2 separate regions of the Homo sapiens genome follow, and region 1 is linked to region 2. A link is a loop called in an ENCODE intact Hi-C map of the cell type or tissue named here. Cell type or tissue: IMR-90. All regions are shown on one strand. Each heading gives the region's core, and the rest is flanking DNA. Links, peaks and the distances in the headings are about the cores only.

The links. A loop is a pair of places that touch in the nucleus more often than their neighbours do. Peaks named below come from ENCODE experiments on the same cell type or tissue, not always from the same donor. Only the 100,000 strongest peaks of a DNase experiment are listed, where the experiment ranks them.
Region 1: it touches region 2 in a loop (4-fold over the local background); 2 of 110 quality-filtered maps call a loop at or near these places.

What each region holds. Positions count from the first base shown.
Region 1 is chr17:6,416,138-6,425,384 of GRCh38, forward strand. AIPL1 (AIP like 1 HSP90 co-chaperone) reads right to left here. Exons shown (of 6, transcript NM_014336.5): 6 at 7,601-9,247. Among named protein-coding and RNA genes, the nearest start is that of AIPL1, 14 kb to the right of the region's middle. In IMR-90, for the core only: CTCF peaks have their summits at 4,424 (motif pointing left) and 6,055 (motif pointing left); a DNase peak (open chromatin) is centred at 6,014; H3K27me3 peaks cover 1,395 bases.
Region 2 is chr17:6,361,016-6,371,997 of GRCh38, forward strand. All of the region lies in intron 2 of LOC105371509 (a long non-coding RNA gene), which reads right to left. Among named protein-coding and RNA genes, the nearest start is that of AIPL1, 69 kb to the right of the region's middle. In IMR-90, for the core only: no CTCF peak of the experiment used is centred there; a DNase peak (open chromatin) is centred at 4,716; H3K27ac peaks cover 1,674 bases; H3K27me3 peaks cover 142 bases.

The DNA.
Region 1 (9,247 bases), core at 1,245-9,244, 55 kb after region 2:
TACTGTCCAGGTTCAGGTCACCCTCCTCATCCTCACCTTAACAGCCTCCTCTGTGGTCTCTGCTTTCCCCTCCTCTCCCCCTCGCCCACTCCCCACAATGGCAAGTCAACTTCTGTGAATACAGGTCTGACCAGGCCACTCTCCAGCTAAAAGCCTGCCCTGGTTTCCCATTGCTCTCAAGAAAGCAACCAGAATCCTCATGATGCCACCTCGGCCTTTGCAGCCACGAGCCTCCTTGCCACAAGCATCCTGCCCTTTGCTTCCGTCACTTCCAATCAATCCATTTCCCAGAGAGGCCATCCCAGTGCTCAGGCTGGGGCGGGCCCATTCCATGCTCCCCCAGTGCCCTGGGCCTTCCGCAGAGCCCTCATCACACCTGCGATGGTGGGAACAATGGTGGCTGTGGCTTTCTTCAACACACCAAGACGATGATTAATGACCCTCAGACAAAGACCATCAGGACCACACCTCTGGTTGAACCCACTGGGCTCATGGGCCCTTGCACACACATCATGGCAACTGCGGGTGTCCCAGTAAGAGAGTGCTAGAAAGAACCTATCATAGGATTGGGCCAATGTTATACGGCCTGGGAGAGAGGGTAAGGAAGCAGGGCTTTGCTCTGGGTGGAATGCTGTCAAGAAGGAGGGATAACTGATTGGAGATCTTCATCAATCTCATCTAGCTGGAGGAAGACCAGCCTACGGCTGAAGCTGCCATTAGCAAAGAAACCTATTAGTTTCCCCATCTGCGCTATAAGATGTTGAACTAAACGTTTTCTGAAGGCCCTTACCCTTGTAAGAATAGAGGCATGTTTTTCAGAAAGAAATGGACTCATTGAGCCAGTATTTCTGAGCCCCCGGAATGGGTCGGGCATAATTCTAGCCACTGAGGATACAGCAGTGAACAAAGCAGGCAAAATCCTCTGTCCTCCAGAGACTGTCACACTCAGTAAGAGCTGCCAGCCCCGAGACTGCTGAGAAAAGACAAATGCTCCACTACATCTTCAAATGATGGGTGGCAAGAGGAAAGGCGAGATTCTTTGTTCATCAGATTCTCGCACTGATGAGGATACCTGAAGTAATGGAGCAATTGTAATTAGGCCAGGAACTCTGTAGACTTGAAACCACCATAAATAAGAATGCTAGTTTACCTAACCTTTCCATTAAAACCTCAAGCGGGAGAGGAATGGAGAAAGAGGCTGAGCAAGGAGCAGCCGCCTATCCCGAGCGCTCAGAGGTGGTCAAGATGACGCCTCACTCATGGACCGTTCCATCAAGGTGAAATTCAAGACAGACGCTCCAGGTACAAAACTTGGCAAGCCCAGGGAGGAAGATTAAAAACCCGCATGCAGATGTCAGCTGTCAAAGCAACCACACCTGGACTGCCACAGCGTCCTCACAGGCAGCTGACATGGTGAGGAGCTGTTACTGGGGGGAAATCGGGACACGGGTAAGCCTCAGGCAGCCCCTCCATCCTAAGCTCCCTCCACCCTAAACTATTGTTGAGACCCTATAGAAACAATGGCCTTGCAGGAAACTGAAAGTAGTTTACTCACCGTGCAGCTCAAGCAGCACGAGAGTGGCCTGTGACGTGGAGGCAGATGGCGTCCGAGAGAGACTCTCAGAGCAACACTACAACAGACTTGTGTTCTGCATCACAAAGACATCTTGTCACCTGGTCCCCAGCTGCTCTTCCACACAAACACCACGCCCTGTGGTGGCTGTGGAACCTCCCCTCTCCACTGTTAAGACACACCATTGGCCGGGCACGGTGGCTCACGCCTGTAATCCCAGCACTTTGGGAGGCCATGGCAGGCAGATCATGAGGTCAAGAGACTGAGACCAGCCTGGCCAACATGGTGAAACCCCGTCTCTACTAAAAATACAAAAATTAGCTGGGCGTGGTGTCACACACCTGTAGTCCCAGCTACTCGGGAGGCTGAGGCAGGAGAATCATTTGAACCCGGGAGGTGGAGGTTGCAGTAAGCCGAGATCGCACCACCGCACTCCAGCCTGGGCAACAGAGTGAGATTTCATCTCAGAAAAAAAAAAAAAAAAAATTACCTGGTTAATCCACATTTTGCTCAGGTCTTCATTAGTAAATTTACCATGGTGAAAAATAAAGCCCTGGCCAGGCGTGGTAGCTCATGCCTGTAATCCCAGCACTTTGGGAAGCCGAGGTAGGTGGATCATCTAAGGTCAGGTGTTCAAGACCAGCCTGACCAGCATGGAGAAACCCCATCTCTACTAAAAATACAAAGTTAGCCGGGCGTGGTGGTGCATGCCTGTAATCCCAGCTACTCTGGAGGCTGAGGCAGGAGAATCGCTTGAACCCGGGAGGCGGAGGTTGCAGTGAGCCAAGACGGCACCATTGCACTCCAGCCTGGGCAACAAGAGCGAAACTCCATCTCAAAAAATAATAATAATAAAATAAAATTTAAAAAAAATAAAGCCCTGAGGAAAGGGTTTCCTTGAGTTCCCCCCAACCCCCTGTAAGAAAAACTAGATCTAACTAGAGCGCCATGCTCCGATCTAGTTAGTTCAAGTCATCTTCAATCTCATCACTTATTGGTGATCTACAGGTGGAAGGATCCCAAGCTTGCATCCAACTCATGTGCATCAACTCTGGGCTCAGCCACTTGCAGCTGTGAGCCAGGCAGCCCATATTCCTCCCTAAGCTGAGACTCCTTTGCCAAATGGAGCCAATGATGACCACTTGAGGTGGGGAGGTGGCACTCACAAAGAGGTGCTGCTGTTACTTCCCAGGGCTTGCACCAAGCCTCCTGCAGAGCCACACTGGTGAAAGTTGAACTGTTTGCTAAGTTAAATATGACTGATGACCCAGCAATCCCATTACTGGGTATATACCCAAAGGATTATCAATCACTCTACTATAAAGACACATGCACACTTAGGTTTATTGCAGCACTATTTACAATAGCAAAGACTTGGAGCCGGCCCAAATGCCCATCTAGACTAGATGAAGGAAATGTGGCACATACACACCATGGAATACTATGCAGCCATAAAAAATGAGTTCATATCCTTCGCAGGGACATGAATGAAGCTGGAAAACATCATTCTCAGCAAACTAACACAGGAACAGAAAACCAAACACTGAATGTTCTCACTTATAAGTGGGAGTTGAAAAATGAGAATACATGGGCTGGGCGTGGTGGCTCACACTTGTAATCCCAGCGCTTTGGGAGGCCAAGGCGGGTGGATCACAAGATCAAGAGATCAAGACCATCCTGGCCAACATGGTGAAACCCTGTCTCTACTAAAAATATAAAAATTAGCCGGGCATGGTGGCACGTGCCTATAATCTCAGCTACTCAGGAGGCTGAGGCAGGAGAATCACTTGAACCCGGGAGGCGGAGGTTGCAGTGAGCCGGGATTACGCCACTGCACTCCCGCCTGGCAACAGAGTGAGACTCCGTTTCCAAAAAAATAAAAAAGAAAGAGAGAAAGTAAAATGAGAATACATGGACACAGGGAGGGGAACATCACATATCAGGGCCTGTCAGGGGATGGGGGGAAAGGGGTGGGAGAGCATTAGGAGAAATACCTAATGCATGCGGGCCTTAAAACCTAAATGACAGGTTGATAGGAGCAGCAAACTACCACGGCACATGTAATGTATACCTGTGTAACAAACCTGCACATTCTGCACATGTATCCCAGAATTTAAAGTAAAATTTTTTAAAAAAGAAAAAAAAAATCTGACTGAGGTTGCCTGGCCATTTCTCACAGACAGGGAGGCGCCTTGGCCCCAGGACAAGCAACACCTGCACCTGTGCTGTATTCCTTTGCCACGTTTGCAACTCCAGATGCAGGCCAGGCCCTTAGATGTCACTTCTGGTTAGACCTTCTCCCAGCAGGTGGCCCTGCCATGGAGGGCATCAACTGAGGCTGTGGGAGGCAGCCGTGTCCCAGGGGCTGGAAAATGCCAGCTCTAATACCCATTTGTGGCATCTGGGCTTAAGTTCAAATTCTGCCCACACCCCTGAGGAGCTGGAGACACTGTGTGTGTTCTCAGCCTCCTCGGCTCTCCTCTGCTCCCTGCATCCTGGTGGAGATGTGATACCTGCTCAGGCAGGGTCTTGGCAGCCAACAGGTGGCTTATGCAAACAGAGTAGCCACAGAAGCAGAATGAAGATGCGGGAGGGATTGAGAAGCCAGTAAGGAATGGGGGGAGCTAGCAAGAACGAGCAGGGGTGGGAAGCCATTGCTGTGCTGAGGCTGCAGGACCTGGGGAGGCACTGCTTGGAGACCAGTGAGAGCCGTGGCCGGGGACACCTGCTGTGACCACAGGTAAAGAGCGCAACCCCTGCCAGACTGCAGCCCAGCGAGGAGGGAATCAGAAAAGCAAACAGCCCAGTGCCCTCCTCCCGCAAGCAGGTCTCCTGCTGCTGCCTCCTGCCGGCCAAACCCAACGGGAAGGCAGAGGGCACGGGAGCCGGGACATATGTAGGCTGAGCCTCTAGGGCACCCACCAGCGAGGCAGAGGACAGATCGGAGACCCACAGAGACTAAGCGGCAGTATAATGAACCCCCTGAAAGATGCCCACATTTGAATCCCCAGAGCCTGTGGATAGGTTACTTTTTTTTTTTTTTTTTTGAGACGGAGTCTTGCTTCTTCACCCAGGCTGGAGTGCAATGGCACAATCTCGACTCACTGCAACCTCCGCCTCCCGGGTTCAAGCAATTCTCCTGCCTCAGCCTCCCCAGTAGCTGGATTTACAGGCACGTGCCACCACCCCCAGCTAATTTTTGTATTTTTAGTAGAGACAGGGTTTCACCATGTTGGTCAGGCTGGTCTCGATTTCCTGACCTCAAGAGATCCACCCACCTAAGCCTCCCAAAGTGCTGGGATTACAGGCGTGAGCCACCGCGCCCAGCAGGTTACTTTCTAAGGCAAAGGAATTTTGCAGCTGTGATTATTACATTAAGGGCCTTGAGGTGGGGAGGTGAGCCTGGATTACCTGGCAGGTGGGGGCAATGTAAGCACAAGGGTCCTTATAAGAGGGAGACAGGAGGGTCAGGGACCCGCAGAAGCCTCATGGTGACGGAAGCAGAGGGACGCAGAGTGGAAGATGCTCCATTGCTGCCTTTGAAGGGGCCACAAGGCAAGGAATACAGGCAGCCTCTAAAAGCTGAAATAGGCAGGAAAGAAAATGGACTCTCTCCTCCGGCCTCTGGAAAGAACACAGCCCTGCCTGCCAACCCGTTTTAGAATCCCTGACCTCTGGAACTATAAGAGAATACGTGTGTGTTGTTTTAAGCCATTAAGTTTGTGGTAATTTGCTGCATCCACCATGGGAAACTATTGCCCCTGCACAATACCCGAGGAAGGGGGTGTCCCTCGGGCCACTCAGCCCCTTACTGCTGACCCAAAGGACTCCCTGGTCTCAGGGTGTCTGTCAACTCCAGAGGTCAGTATGGTGGCTCCTGCCTGGGAGCAAATGCCTTGGTTTGGTTAACTAGTAATGATTCCTGAGGACGTGCCAGGCCAAAGGGGGCTTCAAAACCCACACAAGGTCGTTTCGTGCTGACCCTTCCAACTGCTCCCAAACAAAGGCTATTGGCATTGCCGCAGGTTGCTGCCTGATAGAAGTTTCACATTCTCTCCTTTTTTAAAAAAAAATGCATCATACCCACATACGAAGCATCCAGTGAAGGAGGCAGCACAGTATAGAAAAGAAAAGAAAAGAAAAAAAAGAAAAGAAAAGAAAAGAAAAGAAAAGAAAAGAAAAGAAAAGAAAAGAAAGCCCCAGCCCAGACTCCTGGAAACCTGATGCTAATCCTGGAGCTACTGCCCCTCTCTAAGCCTCAGTTTCCCCATCTGTACAAGGGGTTGGGACTGAGTTGCCTCCAAGGACCTAGTTTGCTGGCAGCCTCATTCCATAGTTCTAAATGCCTCCTTTCCTGTCATCAGCTTGCCTGACCTTGTGACCTGCAGCGTCAGGGATGGTCAGGGCTGATGGAGAACCGCCACATCCGGAGCCCAAAGCGGCCATCTCCTACCCTGGGGACCCGTCTGCTTGGTCTCTGCTGCCACCTGCTGGCAACTTGAAAACAAAGCCTTCCGGCTGGATCTCCGGGAAAGAAGCCCTTGGAAGAGAGGCCCTGCAAACTATTGCAACTGCCCGCCCAGACCTGACCAGCCACGCCCTTCCTTTAGGTTGGTTTTCAGGGAGCAGAAGGAAGCCCATGCAGCAACCAGAGCCCTGGATGGGAGGCTGCCTGCATCTCTCCCCATGTCTGCCTCCCGCCTCCTCTGCACTAGGAAGATGGGGTGTGGGATGCGGCAGTTTCTGAACAGTGGTTCTACTGGCCCAGCCTCTGCCTTCAGAGGATTGTAACAATAGGACAAGGGTCCCTGTGCACCCTCTCTCCAGGGTATCTCCACCACATGCTATGGGCTTCCTGGTCCCTATCCCCTTTTTCCTGTTTTCAGACATCCAGAGGCATCAGAAGGGGAGCTGTCCACACGGGATGAGCCGGACAGGACCAAGCCCGAGCATAGGCTGCATTCGGGCCTCTGTCCAGCCAGGGAGCCCACAGGCCACGTTCTCACCACAAATGAGGGGGGCACCCTCGCTGCTCGTTGTCCCCAAAAGAAAGGGTAGCTGGTAGGATAGCTACATTCAGACAATGGACAGGGCAAAGGAGACTGGGAAGTCTGCGAGCCACAGTCCCTGGCCCCGAAGTAATGCCCCTTGCCAGGCCCCTCATCTGTTTCTGAGCCACACTCGACTCTGGCTGCCCAGACAACATCCAGGCCTTTCCCCGTAGGCAGCGCTGCCAGGAGGCAGCAGTGAAGGTCCCCTTGGCTCTCTGGCCCCAGCCTCCCTCCCTGTTCCACCTTCTGCAGTTCGAGGCACTCGCTTTGGCCTCAGGACACACCTGCCTTGCTCCCTCTGCAGGCCATAACATCCCCTTCCTCTGACCTCTTCTAAAATCTCCTCTCTCACGTGGTTCCTTCATACTATGGCCCACTGGACTACTGAGCCTAATCATCCAAAAATTGAAACCCCTTTTCTTCAAGGGTGGGAAGGCTTACACATCAAACCTTCTAGTACTGCAAGAAAAAAGGAAGAAGAGGCCGGGCGCGGTGGCTCACGCCTGTAATCCCAACACTTTGGGAGGCCGAGGTGGGCAGATCACCAGAGGTCAGGAGTTCGAGAGCAGCTGGCCAACATGGTGAAACCCCGTCTCTACTAAAAATACAAAAAATTAGCCAGGCACAGTGGCACACACCTGTAATCCCAGCTACTCAGGAGGCTGAGGCACGAGAATTGCTTGAACCTGGGAGGTGGAGGTTGGAGGTTGCAGTGAGCCGAGATCAAGCCAGTGCATTCCAGCCTGGGCAACAGAGTGAGACTCCATCTCAAAAAAAAAATGAAAAAGAAAAAAGGAAGAGGAGAAGAGAAGAAAAACATAAAACACTGCCATGTTAAAATGTACATTATCACTCCAGATGCCAGAAATATCCTCATTCTGGTGTCCCAGGGGTCACGAAATTGGAACCACAGAGAAAGCAATGCAGTGGAAGCATTGCGCTGGGCCCTGTGGGGAAACACACCTACACAGCCACAATCATGCAAATGCTGTTTATTGATTTTCAGATTGTAGAATCAACCTATGGACAAAGCACAGAAGATTTAGTTTTGCTTACAGAGCAGAAGGTAGATGTTAACAACAAGGAAGATGGAAAAGTAAAGTACATCAGAACTTTAGGGATACAGTTAGCGCTGGGGGAACCCCTGCTGGGTGGAGACAAGCTCTGGGGCAGAAGAGAAGCCCAGGAAGCCCTTGGCAGTTGACTACGTGGCCCTGGGCTGGATACTTCGTCGCCCCCCTGCCCCACCCCACACACCTGGGTGGTGCTAGAGGATGTCGCTGGCGTGATAGCCCCTCCTCGTACCCGTCCTTTAGGGAGGACGAAGAGGAGGGAGAGAGTTGGAAGGGGAAGGTCCCAACGCTGCCATGCTCATCAGACACAGAAGGAGGTCACCAGACTGAGGCAGGCGGTGGAGCTTGGACACCAGACTAACTTGAAGATGAGCTAAAACAGGGGCGAGTGGAAGCGGCTTTCCCTAAGGCATGACCCCCAGGGTGCCATGTCAGTTTACCATTGCCGTGGCAACACCCTGGCATACTGCCCTGTTCCGTGGCAAAGACCCCAGGACCCAGAAGTTACTACTCCTTCCCTAGAAATCTTTGTATATGCAGCTCCTTAATCTACATGTAATTAAAAGTGGGTATAAATCTGACTGCAGAACTGCCCTGAGCTGCTGCTCGCTGCCTATGGGGTAGCCCTGCTCTGCAGGGCAGTCACAGAGCTGCAACACTGCAGCTTCAATACAGCTGTTTTGGTTTTGGTTTTGTTTGTTTTTCTTTTGTTTTTTGTTGTTGTTTTTGTTTTGTTTTGTTTTTTGAGATGAAGTTTTACTCTTGTTGACCAGGCTGGAGTGCAATGACGTGATCTTGGCTCACTGCAACCTCCGCCTCCCAGGTTCAATCAATTCTCCTGCCTCAGCCTCCCAAGTAGCTGGGATTATAGGCGCCCGCCACCACGCCCAGCTAGTTTTTTTGTATTTTTAGTAGAGATGAGGTTTCACCATGTTGGCCAGGCTGGTCTGGAACTCCTGACCTCAGGTGATCCACCCGCCTCGGCCTCCCAAAGTGCTGGGATTATAGGCGTGAGCCACCGTGCCCGACCACAGCTGTTTTCTTCTACCCTACCACTGGCGCTTGCCTTTGAAATCTTTCCTGGGGGAGGCCAAGAACCCTCTCAGGCTAAGCTCCAGTGTCGGGGCTTGCCCACCCTACATCAAGACCCACTAAAGTCAGTGGGATTCTAGAGAGCTCTAAGTGTCCTGCGTAAAGTTACAAAAATCACCGAGATGACCCCCAAATGTAACTATCCAAAATGGGGAGACAGGGAGGGGTATCAGGCATGAGAAAGGATCAGAGCATCAAATCCTCATTTGTCATTGACATGGGGTAAAATCTAGAAACTGATTTAAACAGATTACTTGGAAATAGAGAAAACTACCAGAAGAATTAAAAACAGGGTCAATTAAAACCATGGCACGGAAGGAATGAGAGGGGTAGAGGAGAAAACTACTTTTATTCATAAGCTCTTCTGTACCCTTGGGATTGTTTTTTTTTTTTTTTTTACCATGGGTGTGTCTGACTTTGATTTCAAAAATTAATTTTAAATTTTAAAAAGTGACACC
Region 2 (10,982 bases), core at 1,581-9,580:
TTGTCTGCCCTCTGCCTCAAGGTTATATCCCAGGGATGCACTTTATAATGAAGGTATCATTTCCTCCAGAAGACAGGAGGGTGCTTGAAGAGTTGCTTAGGAACTGGGGGATCAGCTTCCTCTATTCCTTTGGCTCCTCCCTATCCAATCTTATTGCTCTGTTATGTTATTTTCTGCCTTCCTATCTTAGCCAGAAGCAGGAAATTCTACTTTTGCAATTCTGCAAGGCACATGGCTTATCCCATCAAGACTTAGTCTAAAGAAAGGGGAAGGGAGGGTTCTTCTGTCAACACTGCTTGCTCCTTCCTCTCTGTTTTCCAGATGAGCTGCTTAGACCATGTTTATTGTGGACTACATTTATGCCCTCCCAAGAGGCCATAAGGAGTAGCCAACATACTCTAATATCCCCGAAATATCTACCAATCCCCTGAAGTGCCATCCTCAGTAAGCACACAGTAACAATTTAACCAGCTGCATAGCTACTGATAACAAGGGCTTCCCAGCTACAAACTGAGGTATTCCCCTGTGCCTCATTCCTCTTCAGCTCAGCAATGCCAATTCCAAGTACCAATTTCTGCCACTTTTAGGAGTCGTTTGTAGGTAACGCAAATTCATCTCAAAAGACTTTAGTCAGGAAAGGAAATTTACTGGCTCATAGCATTGGGACGTCCGGACCTAGAGTTGACCAGGGTCAGAGACTCAAACAGTGTTCTCAAGACCCGTTTGCTGTTCACCCTGCTTACATCTCAGCTCCTTTTATAGATCACCCTCATTCTCTCCAACTGTAAATGGATATATCCAGCAAAGTTGGCCACAAGCAGCTTCACTTAATATTGTGGTTTATCTAAAATTCAGTTAATTGGGTGGGCTGTATTTTACCCGGCAACTCAATATGGGAGAAATCTGATTGGTCCTGCCTGAGTCACATGTCTATCCTTTGGCCCAATCCCTGTGGGCAGAATTGAAATAGCCCTGTAGCCAGGTTGTACAGGAAGCACTGAGATTGATAGTCCCACCAGAATGCCATAGGATGCAAGAAGAGCGGTTCCCAGTGAAGATAAAAATCTCTGATGCACTTTGGGAGGCTGAGGTGGTGGATCACGAGGTCAGGAGTTCGAGACCAGCCTGGCCAACATAGTGAAACCCCATCTCTACTAAAAATACAAAAAATTAGCCAGGTGTGGTGGTGTGCACCTGTAATCCCAGCTACTCGGGAGGCTGAGGCAGGAGAATGGCTTGAACCCGGCAGGCGGAGGTTGCAGTGAGCTGAGATCACGCCATTGCACTCCAGCCCAGGCGACAGTGTGAGACTCTGTCAAAAAAAAAAAAAAAAAATCTTCAATGAATAAAAACAAGAGACAACCAGACAAGCACAACTTTGGGGTTTACTGAAGGTTGGTGGTAGTGGTGGCTGTGTGGCTGTGGTATTATTTATCATGATTTTATTTGCCTCCTTCTTTTTCTGCCACTAGATTCCCCCAGACAACTGATGTTCCTGGTTAGGCTAAGTCCATCCAGGCATGATGAATCTGATAACCTTGGCCACACGAGAGGTGAGAAACTTCATTGGCCAACATGGCCAGCACGGAAAGGAGTGTTTGAGCCCTACTCCGTGGTTCTCAGCCTCAGCGGCATGTTAGAATCTCCTGAGGAATCCTTAAAAAGCATTGATGTGTGGGTTTCTGATTTAATTGGTCTGGGTACATCCTGGGCACTAGGAATTTTTAAAGCTCCTCAGATGATTCTAATATGCAGCCAAGGATGACAACCACTGTCTAAGAGAATGAAGCAAAAAGGGGGGAATATCAGGCTTGGAGAGCATCTTCTTATGGCACATCGTTGGAGTAAAAGTAGTTTAAACTGTTGATAATATGAAGAAATGCATAGAACACTTTGGTAAGTATAAGAAAAGCCCCATGTAAGCCGGGCGGGGTGGCTCACACCTGTAATCCTAGCACTTTGGGAGGTCAACGAGGGCAGATTGCCTGAGCTCAGGAGTTCAAGACCAGCCTGGGCAACACGGTGAAGCCCCGTCTCTACTAAAATATAAAAAATAAGCCGGGTGTGGCACCATGCACCTGTAGTACAGGCTACTCGGGAGGCTGAGGCAGGAGAATTGCACCAATGCACTCCGGCCTGGGTGACAGAGTGAGACTCCGTCTCAGAAAAAAAAAGGGGGGAGAGGGGGGTCAGGGTGCAGTGGCTCACGCCTGTAATTCCAGCACTTTGGGAGGCCAAGGCGGGTGGATCACGAGGTCAGGAGATCGGGACCATCCTGGCTAACACAGTGAAACCCCGTCTCTACTAAAAATACAAAAAAAAAAAAAAAAATTAGCCGCCCGTGGTGGGGGGCGCCTGTAGTCCCAGATACTCGGGAGGCTGAGGCAGGAGAATGGCGTGAACCCCGGGAGGTGGAGCTTGCAGTGAGATGAGATCGCACCACTGCACTCCAGCCTGGGTGACAGAGCAAGACTCCATCTAAAAAAAAAAAAAAAAAAAAAAAAACCCTGAAAGAGAAGCATGTAAAATTGTATATGTAATACGACCTTCAGAATCTAAACAATTTATAGAAAAAATAACAAAGGAAACAAAAATGCTAACAACAGTGATTCTAGATGGTGAAATAATAGGCTTCTAAGTTTCTATTTTATCAGATGTTTCTGAAGTTTTAACTTTTTTCCATGATAAATATGTATTACTTTTATAATTCAGAAAATAAAAGTTAAAAAAAAAACTAGGGGGAAAATGACAAATCCTTTGGACTACATTCAAGGCCTCTATGATGGGGCCCTGCCTACCCCTCAGCCAGGTCTCAGTACTCTCTCTGCCCCCACACGCCCCAGGTTCCAGCCACTGCACATCTCCAGACCTCACAATGTCTCATCCCAGTCACTCCAGACAGAATCTCCCTTTAACTATAGATGTAGTTTTTGATCTTCCAACGAGGTCATGCCTCCTCCCTGATGAAGCTTTCTCATATGCCCAAATGGAAGCCTTCGTATTAGCCCCTTTACCAGCTCAGAGGTTCCCAAAAGTGATCCCCATTGAGAAATAATACCCTTCATCCTAGGAGCAAAGACATCATCGTAAGGACCCTGGGTGAAAAGAAGTTATTTTCCGTCCCGCACGTACTGCTCTGCCCTCGCCCCTTCCGGAGCAGAGCTCGCTCTCAGACCCACGTGCACATTCTCCAGCCCTGCAGACCTCACCTCGCCAGAGGCAGAAGGAAGTCCAGGCATTTGCACCAGTTCATTTAGATCTTAGCAGAGCGTAAAATTTACTTTCTGGGAAATTATAAAAACATGCAATCTGCAGGTCTATCCATAATAAAGGGTTTGCTCTCAAGGCAGAAGCCTCTTAGTACTGTTCTGTAGGCAGACTCCTTCCCTTTGGTCAGTGTAAGCTCCCTGGAGCAACTCGCAATCAGGGGTGGCTTTGAAACCAGCAGAAGGAGCACCCAGTAGAGGGGCACACTAGATTCTGGCAGGAACAACTCTTAACCCCCAGAAACAAGGTAGCTTAATTAAAACAGAAAAAGGAAGAATCTCTACATCTAGATTGAGATGGGACCAGCTATAACTTTTCAGGGGGTCATCCTTCCAGGTTCCTTTCTTCCAGGCAGGCCAGCCTCTGCCCATGTGGTACCTTACCCTACACACTTACTATTACACACTCTGTCCAGGTCGTTTGCTTCCTGAGAGTTCCTCCTGCTTAGAATGGTGAGAGAAGCACTGAATTCAGACTCACGGCCTTCAGAGCCTCCCAATCTGGCCTGTTCACCCTGGCTCTGCCCCTCACTCACTGTGTGACACCAGGTAGGTGTCTTCAGCTGTCTGAGCCTGTTTTTCTCATCCACAAAGACAAGATAACAATACCCACCTGCAGGGCTGTGGGGCGGAGTCACAGTTATATACAAGAAGCTCCTAGCACTGTGCTTGGCATAAAGTCGGTGCTTAATGGTCAGTACCTGTGATTGGGGCTGTCCACAAATTTTTCATTTCCCAAGGCCCAGCTGCAGCCCACCTCCTCCAGGAATCATTTCCTGACAACCCAACCCAACTCAGACTTCTCCCTCTCTTGGCTCTGATGATTCTTGCAGTCCGCCCCATCAGCCTAACACCTGATTTCTCACTTACCTTGGGCACTGATGCTTCTCCAGGAGCTTTCCTTATCACCCCCCAATGAACAGAAAATTCTCCATTAGGAAGAAGCACCTCTTCCTCTTCTCCTGCCTCCCCCACAGTGCAGGGAGAGGCACATCATAGTTGCTCCAGTAGGCAGGCAGGATATGGTCTGTTCACTGAGGGATACAAGTTCGACCTTTATAACGAAGGCAATAGGGAGCTAGTGAAGGTTCTGGAGGAGGGAGATGACAGAAGGTGTCATTCGCGTGAGCACTGAGCAGCGGTGCACAGTATTTCCAGTCTGTTTCCTTCCTGCTTTCCCTGCAGAAGCCGCTGGCAGAGTGATGAATGCACAGTGGCTGAGCATTATTAATCACCTTAAAAGTAAACATTCATCTTGGTGCAGAATTTTTACTTTTCTCCTCTAATAACAGATTAGAGCACCCAGATATTAATGGGCCAGATAATTTACATTTTCCTTAAGCAGAAAACACAAACCATCAGACCCTTGTGGCAACACCACTTCCTGACACATTGAGAGATAGGCCAAATAAACTGCTGTAACTAAAACACTCACATACGCACGCTCACCCGCCGATACGTGGCAGTTTGCAAACATTTCGCAACAAGCTCAATATAATTTCTATACACAATTACTCATTCCCTTCTGGAGGATTTTCCTCTCCTCCTTGCCTTCCCAATTGCTCGGGGCCATTAAACCACAAATCCTTGGGTAGAGTTCCCCTCTGCTGCTTTCCTTAAACTCTGACCTTAGCCCTAAATAAGTCAGTCCTTAAAGGAAACAACTCATTGAGTAGCCAGTGCTACCAAGAAACAAAGTGGGCCGTGGACCTTCGCCACTCTTTTCACCTCTTCTCCTACCAGGGATCCCGAAAAGGGAGAAGCATGTCTGAAAAGAGAAGCCAGAGGAGAAAAATCTTTGCATCTTGATCCTCTTTATGTGATCACCCATGCAAAGTTGCCATAGTGGATTACCTGAGGTTCCAGCCAAAGAGTGAAATACTGCAGTAGGCCAAGCCATGAAGAAGAGAGAGGACAGCAACTTATTCCTGCACTGACGATGACTTATTGTATGATCTTGACCAATTCCTCAATCTTCTCTGAGCTGTGGGTTCCCCATCTGTACAATGAATGGTTTGGTTTTGATGACTCAAAACTCTGACATTTTGTGATTTAACTTCTGGGCACCAACAGTCACACAGGGCAGCAGCATTGAGTATTAGAGCTGAGCAGTTAAAAACAGCATGCATAATACTTAATCCCTGGTTGAGCTAGCCACTGCACATGCTCAGTACTCAGGAGAACTACCTGCTGAGAATGCTCAGTCCACAGGTGAGCAACCCACTGAGCATGCTCAGTCCCCCTCCAAGTGTACTACCCACTGGGCATGCTCCGTGCCAAGGCAATCAAGTTCCCTAAGGCACCAGAGCACATCCCCTCTCACGGAGCATATTCAGTTCTAAAGAAAAGTGACACTAGGCATGCTTAATTACAGGGCAGTAGACTGTCTGCCAGTGAAAGCTGATCCTCTCTCCTTGGGCTCCCCAGAAATAGGATAGGCACACAGTGGGCCCACAGCAACTAGTTGAATTAAACAAGTCAAATAATCTTAGCCACGCTGTCTCTGTTCACCTGTTGAGTTCTACAGACTCTCATTATGACATACATGGCCTTAAGTGTTTACAACAAAACAAAGTTCCCAGCAAATAAACTTGCACCAGCCAACCACTCCAAAACAGAATATATCCTCATAATATGTTTTCAAACTCATCACACCTGTAAGAATACAGAAGATTTGATTAATACTATCCACCAATTTTACCTAATTGACATTTATAGCTCTCTCTATCTAACAGCAGAAATCACATTTTTTTCAGGTAGCAAGGAATATCCATTGGCCATATACTTGGCTGAAAAGCATGTCTCAAAAATTTTTAAAAGACTGAAATCATACAAGTTATTTTATTATAGTGGAATTAAATTAAAAAGTAATAACAGATATCTAGAAAATCACCAAATATTAGGAAATTAAATAAAACACTTTTAAATAACTCATAGATCAATGAAGAAATCACAGGGAAATTGGAAAGTGTTTCAAACTGAATGACAATAAAAGCAACACATATCAAAATTTGCAGGATATGGTTGAAGTGGAGATTAGAAGGGAAGTTGGATCTTTAAATGCCTAGATTAATAAAGAAAAAAAGGCACAAAATCAAAGATCTAAGCATCCACCTTCAGACACAAAAAAAGAAGAGCAAATGAAACTCAGTGTAAACAGGAAATGGAAAACAATAAGAAGACAGAAAATCGATGATATAGAAATGAGATAGACAATTAATCTTTTCTTTGAAAAGATTAATAAAACTGACAGACCCTTTGAAGAAGACTAGCCAAGAAAAAAAGGAGATCATCTATGAACCAGAAAATGGGCCCTCACCAGACACTCAATCTGATGGCACATTGATCCTGGACTCTACTTTGTTTCTAGAACTATGAGAAATTAAATTTCTGATGTTTATAAGCCAAAAAAAGAAAAAAAGAACAGAAAACGCATATTACCAATATGAGAAATTACATATGGCATATCACTATAGATCCTATATCTATTAAAAAACAATACAAAATATTATGAACAACTTTAGGTCAATAAATTGACAACTTAGACAAAACAGACAAACTCCTTGGAAAAGATAAATCACAAAAATGAAATACATGAAATTATAAATCTAAATCATCCTACATCTATTAAGTAATTTTAATTCATAGTCAACAACTTTCCCACAAAGAAAATTCTGAGTCCAAGTGGCTTTACCAGTGAATTTCATCAAACATATAAGGAAGATATAATAAATTGGTATTAAACAAACTCTGAAAGTCAAAGAGAAGGAAATATTTTCCAACTCATTTAATGAAGTCAGAATAATCCTGACATCAAAAACTGACAAAGATATTAGAAAAGATTGTTACAGACCAATATTTCTCGTAATTAAAGAGATTTTTTAAACCCTTGTTAAACTACTAGCAAATTAAACAGCAGTATAGAGAAGTATAATATAACCTGACAAAGTTGTGTTTATCACAGTAATGCAAAGTTGATTAACATTTGGAAAATAAAACAAATCAAGTTGAAAAATTTTTGAGAAAATCTGAAATTCACAAAATTAACAGAATAAGGGAGAAAAAGATCGATGTAATTCACAACATTGATTGAATAAAGGAGAAAAATAATATAATTCAGACAAAACATTGGGCCAATTCAATACCCATTACAGTTAAAAAAAAAAAAAACTATGAGGGGCCGGCCGGGCGCAGTGGCTCACGCCTGTAATCCCAGCACTTTGGGAGGCCGAGGTGGGCAGATCACGAGGTCAGGAGATCAAGACTATCCTGGCTAACACGGTGAAACCCTGTCTCTACTAAAAATACAAAAAATTAGCCGGGTGTGGTGGTGGACGCCTGTAGTCCCAGCTACTCGGGAGGCTGAGGCAGGAGAATGGTGTGAACCCAGGAGGCGGAGCTTGCAGTGAGCCTAGATCGTGCCACTGCACTCCAGCCGGGGCGACAGAGTGAGACTCCATCTCACACACACACAAAAAAACTATGAGTAGAATTTTCTTAATCTGATGAAGGCATCTATTAATATCTAGAGTTAAAAATATCCCACATAACTGTGAAACATTGAATGCTTTTCTTATGAGATCAATAACAATGTTAATAGATAATATCTTGAACATTGTACTAAGCTGTAGATAGTGTACTAGGACAAGAAAACTAAGTAAAAGTCATAAATATTGGAAATTGAAAAGTAAAGCTGTATTCACAGACAACGTGGTTATATTCATGCAATACTCTGGAATCTTCACAAATATATTAGAATAATTGTATTTATGAATCTTACAGGATACAATGTCATTATATTTAAAAAATCAATTATTGCTCTACATAATAGCCACCAAAAAATGGAAAATAAAAACTTTTTTTTTTTTTTTTGAGACAGGATCTTGCTCTGTCACCCAGGCTAAAGTGCAGTGGCACAAACAGGGATCACTGTAGCCTTGACCTCCCTGGCTCAGGTGATCCTCCCACCTCAGTCTCCTGAGTAGTTGGGACCACAGATGCATACTGCCATGCTGGGCTAATTTTATTTAGTTTTATTTTTTGTAGAGACGGGGTCGTGCCATATTGCCCAGGCTGGTGTCAAACTCCTGGGCTCAAGCAATCCTCCTGCCTTGGCCTCCCAAAGTGCTAGGATTACAGGCACAAGCAATAAAATGTTTTTAAATTGTCATTTGCAATAAAATTAATAAACTCAAATACCTAGGTATGATTCTAATTAATAAGGAGCAAAAGCACTGTACTGAAAACTACAAAACAGTTGCTGAGAGAAATTTAAAAGACTTTTAAAATGGAAATATATCATGTTTGTGGATTAAACAACTTGATATTGTTAAGATGTCATTTGCCCCCAAAGTGATCTATCAATCACAATCCCAAATTCCAAGAGGAGTTTTTGAATTGACAAGTTGGTTCTAAAATATATATGGAAATGCAAAGTACCTAGAGTAGCCAAAACAAAAAAGACAAAGTTGGAAGACTTAAACTAATATCAAATCTTTCTATAAAGTAACAGCAATGAAATCAGTATGATTTTGGTGTAAGAATAGGTGAAGAGAGCAGAATACAAGGTCCAAAAATAGACCCACACACAGTCAATTAATTTTTAGCCAAGCCAATTCAATAAAGGAGAGGAAAGGCTTGTTACAATGTGTCAGAATAACTGCCTAGTTCTATTTAAAAACAAAGAATCTCAACTCCTACCTCACTCCATATGCAAAAATGTATTAGAAGATCATAAAGCTAAACATAGTGCTAGATCCAGAAATCTTCCAGAGAAAACATAAAATAATATCTCTGAGACTTGGGATACACAAAGACTTCTTAGAACACAGAAGCCAGTCATCATAAAAGAAAAAATTAACAAATGGAATTAATGAAAATTTAAATTTCTGCTCATCAGACTATGCCATTAATAAAATGAACAAGGAGGCCGGCCACACACTGAGAAAAATATCACAATATGTGTATCTCTAACAAAGGACTCATATTCCAAATATATGAGGAATTCCTACTAATCAACAAAAACACAAGTAGCACAACTTTAAAAATGGGCAAAAGATTTGAAAAGACATTCCAAAAAAGAAGATATATGAATGGTCATTAAGACATGAAAAATGCTCAGTATCAATTTTCTTCAGGAAATGCGAATTAAAATCACAATGAGATATCTTTCATACCCACTACAATGTGTTCTTTTTTGGCAAGTGGGGTATTTATTAAAGACCTACATTTGTGTTAAGAGGGGAAAGAAGCAGGATTGGGCAGAAAGAAGCTGGAAGGCAGTGCGGTCACAGTCTAGCCTGGGTATATGTGGCTGTTCAGACATGTCTCATTTGGGGCCCAAATGGCCAGGCTTCTTATTCCTCCAGTGGATCCATGAGAATTATAGTGGGTCCACTTCTGCTTCCACTGCTTGATTTCTGGACCCATGTATCCTTTTAATTGTCGTACAAGACGGCATTCCATCCTTGTAGAGGGCCACCTCCAAGCTGACACCTCAACCGCACCTTGGGTATGCCATCTACCAAAACTCTATCAGGCTGGAAGCTGGAATGTACTTTTTGAATGATGGAGAATGAGCACAAGGAATCTTTTTGGAGAGATGAAAATATTCTAAAAGTAGATGGTGGTGATGGTTGCACAACTCTATAAATGTACGAAAAATCATCGAACTATGCCTTCACAATGGCGGAAATGTATATGTAAATTACTCCTCAATATGTTCATACATTGCTACTGAAGGTATAAACCATATATCACAATTGAAAGATACAAGCATGTAGTAAAATTGTAAAGAAAAGCTAGAGAACGATAAACATAAAATTCAGGAGAGTAGTTACCTACGAGGGGGACAGAGGAGAATGGGAAGTGATAATGGCAAAGAAGAAATGTTGAAGGTATTGGTAATCTTTTTCCCTATATTAGGTGGTGGTATAAAAGTGTTCATTGTATCAATATTTCTTATACCTTCTATCTAGTTTATAAATATTAATAAAGATTATTTTGTTTCTACTCACATACATAAAACAACTTATAGTTAATAAAAACAACTTAAAATAAATTGGCGGGGTGCATTGGCTCCAGCCTATAATCCCAGCACTTTGGGAGGCTGAGGCAGGCAGATCACTTGAGGTCAGGGGTTCGAGACCAGTCTGGCCAACATGATGAAACCCCGTCTCTACTAAAATTCAAAAGTTAGCGGGGTGTGGTAGCAGGCACCTGTAATCCCAGCTACTCAGCAGGCTGAGGCAGGAGAACCGCTTGAACCCAGGAGGTGGAGGTTGAAGTGAGCCAAGATCATGCCACTGCACTCCAGCCTGGGTGACAAAGCGAGATTCCATCTCAAAAAAAGAAAAATAAATAAAATAAAATAAATTGTAAAAGAGATAAAGAGCCGGGCGCAGTCGCTAACACTTGTAATTCCAGCACTTTGAGAGACCGAGGGTGGTGAATCACAAGGTCAGGAGTTCAAGACCAGCCTGACCAACATGGTGAAACTCCGTCTCTACTAAAAATACAAAAATTAGCCGGGCATGGTGGCGGAAGCCTGTAATCCCAGCACTTGGGGAGGCTGAGGTGGGCAGATCATTTGAGGTCAGGAATTTGAGATCAGCCTGGCCAAATGGTGAAACCTCGTCTCTACTAAAAAATACAAAAATTAGCTGGGCATGGTGGCGCATGCCTGTAGTCCCAGCTATTTTGGAGGCTGAGGTGGGA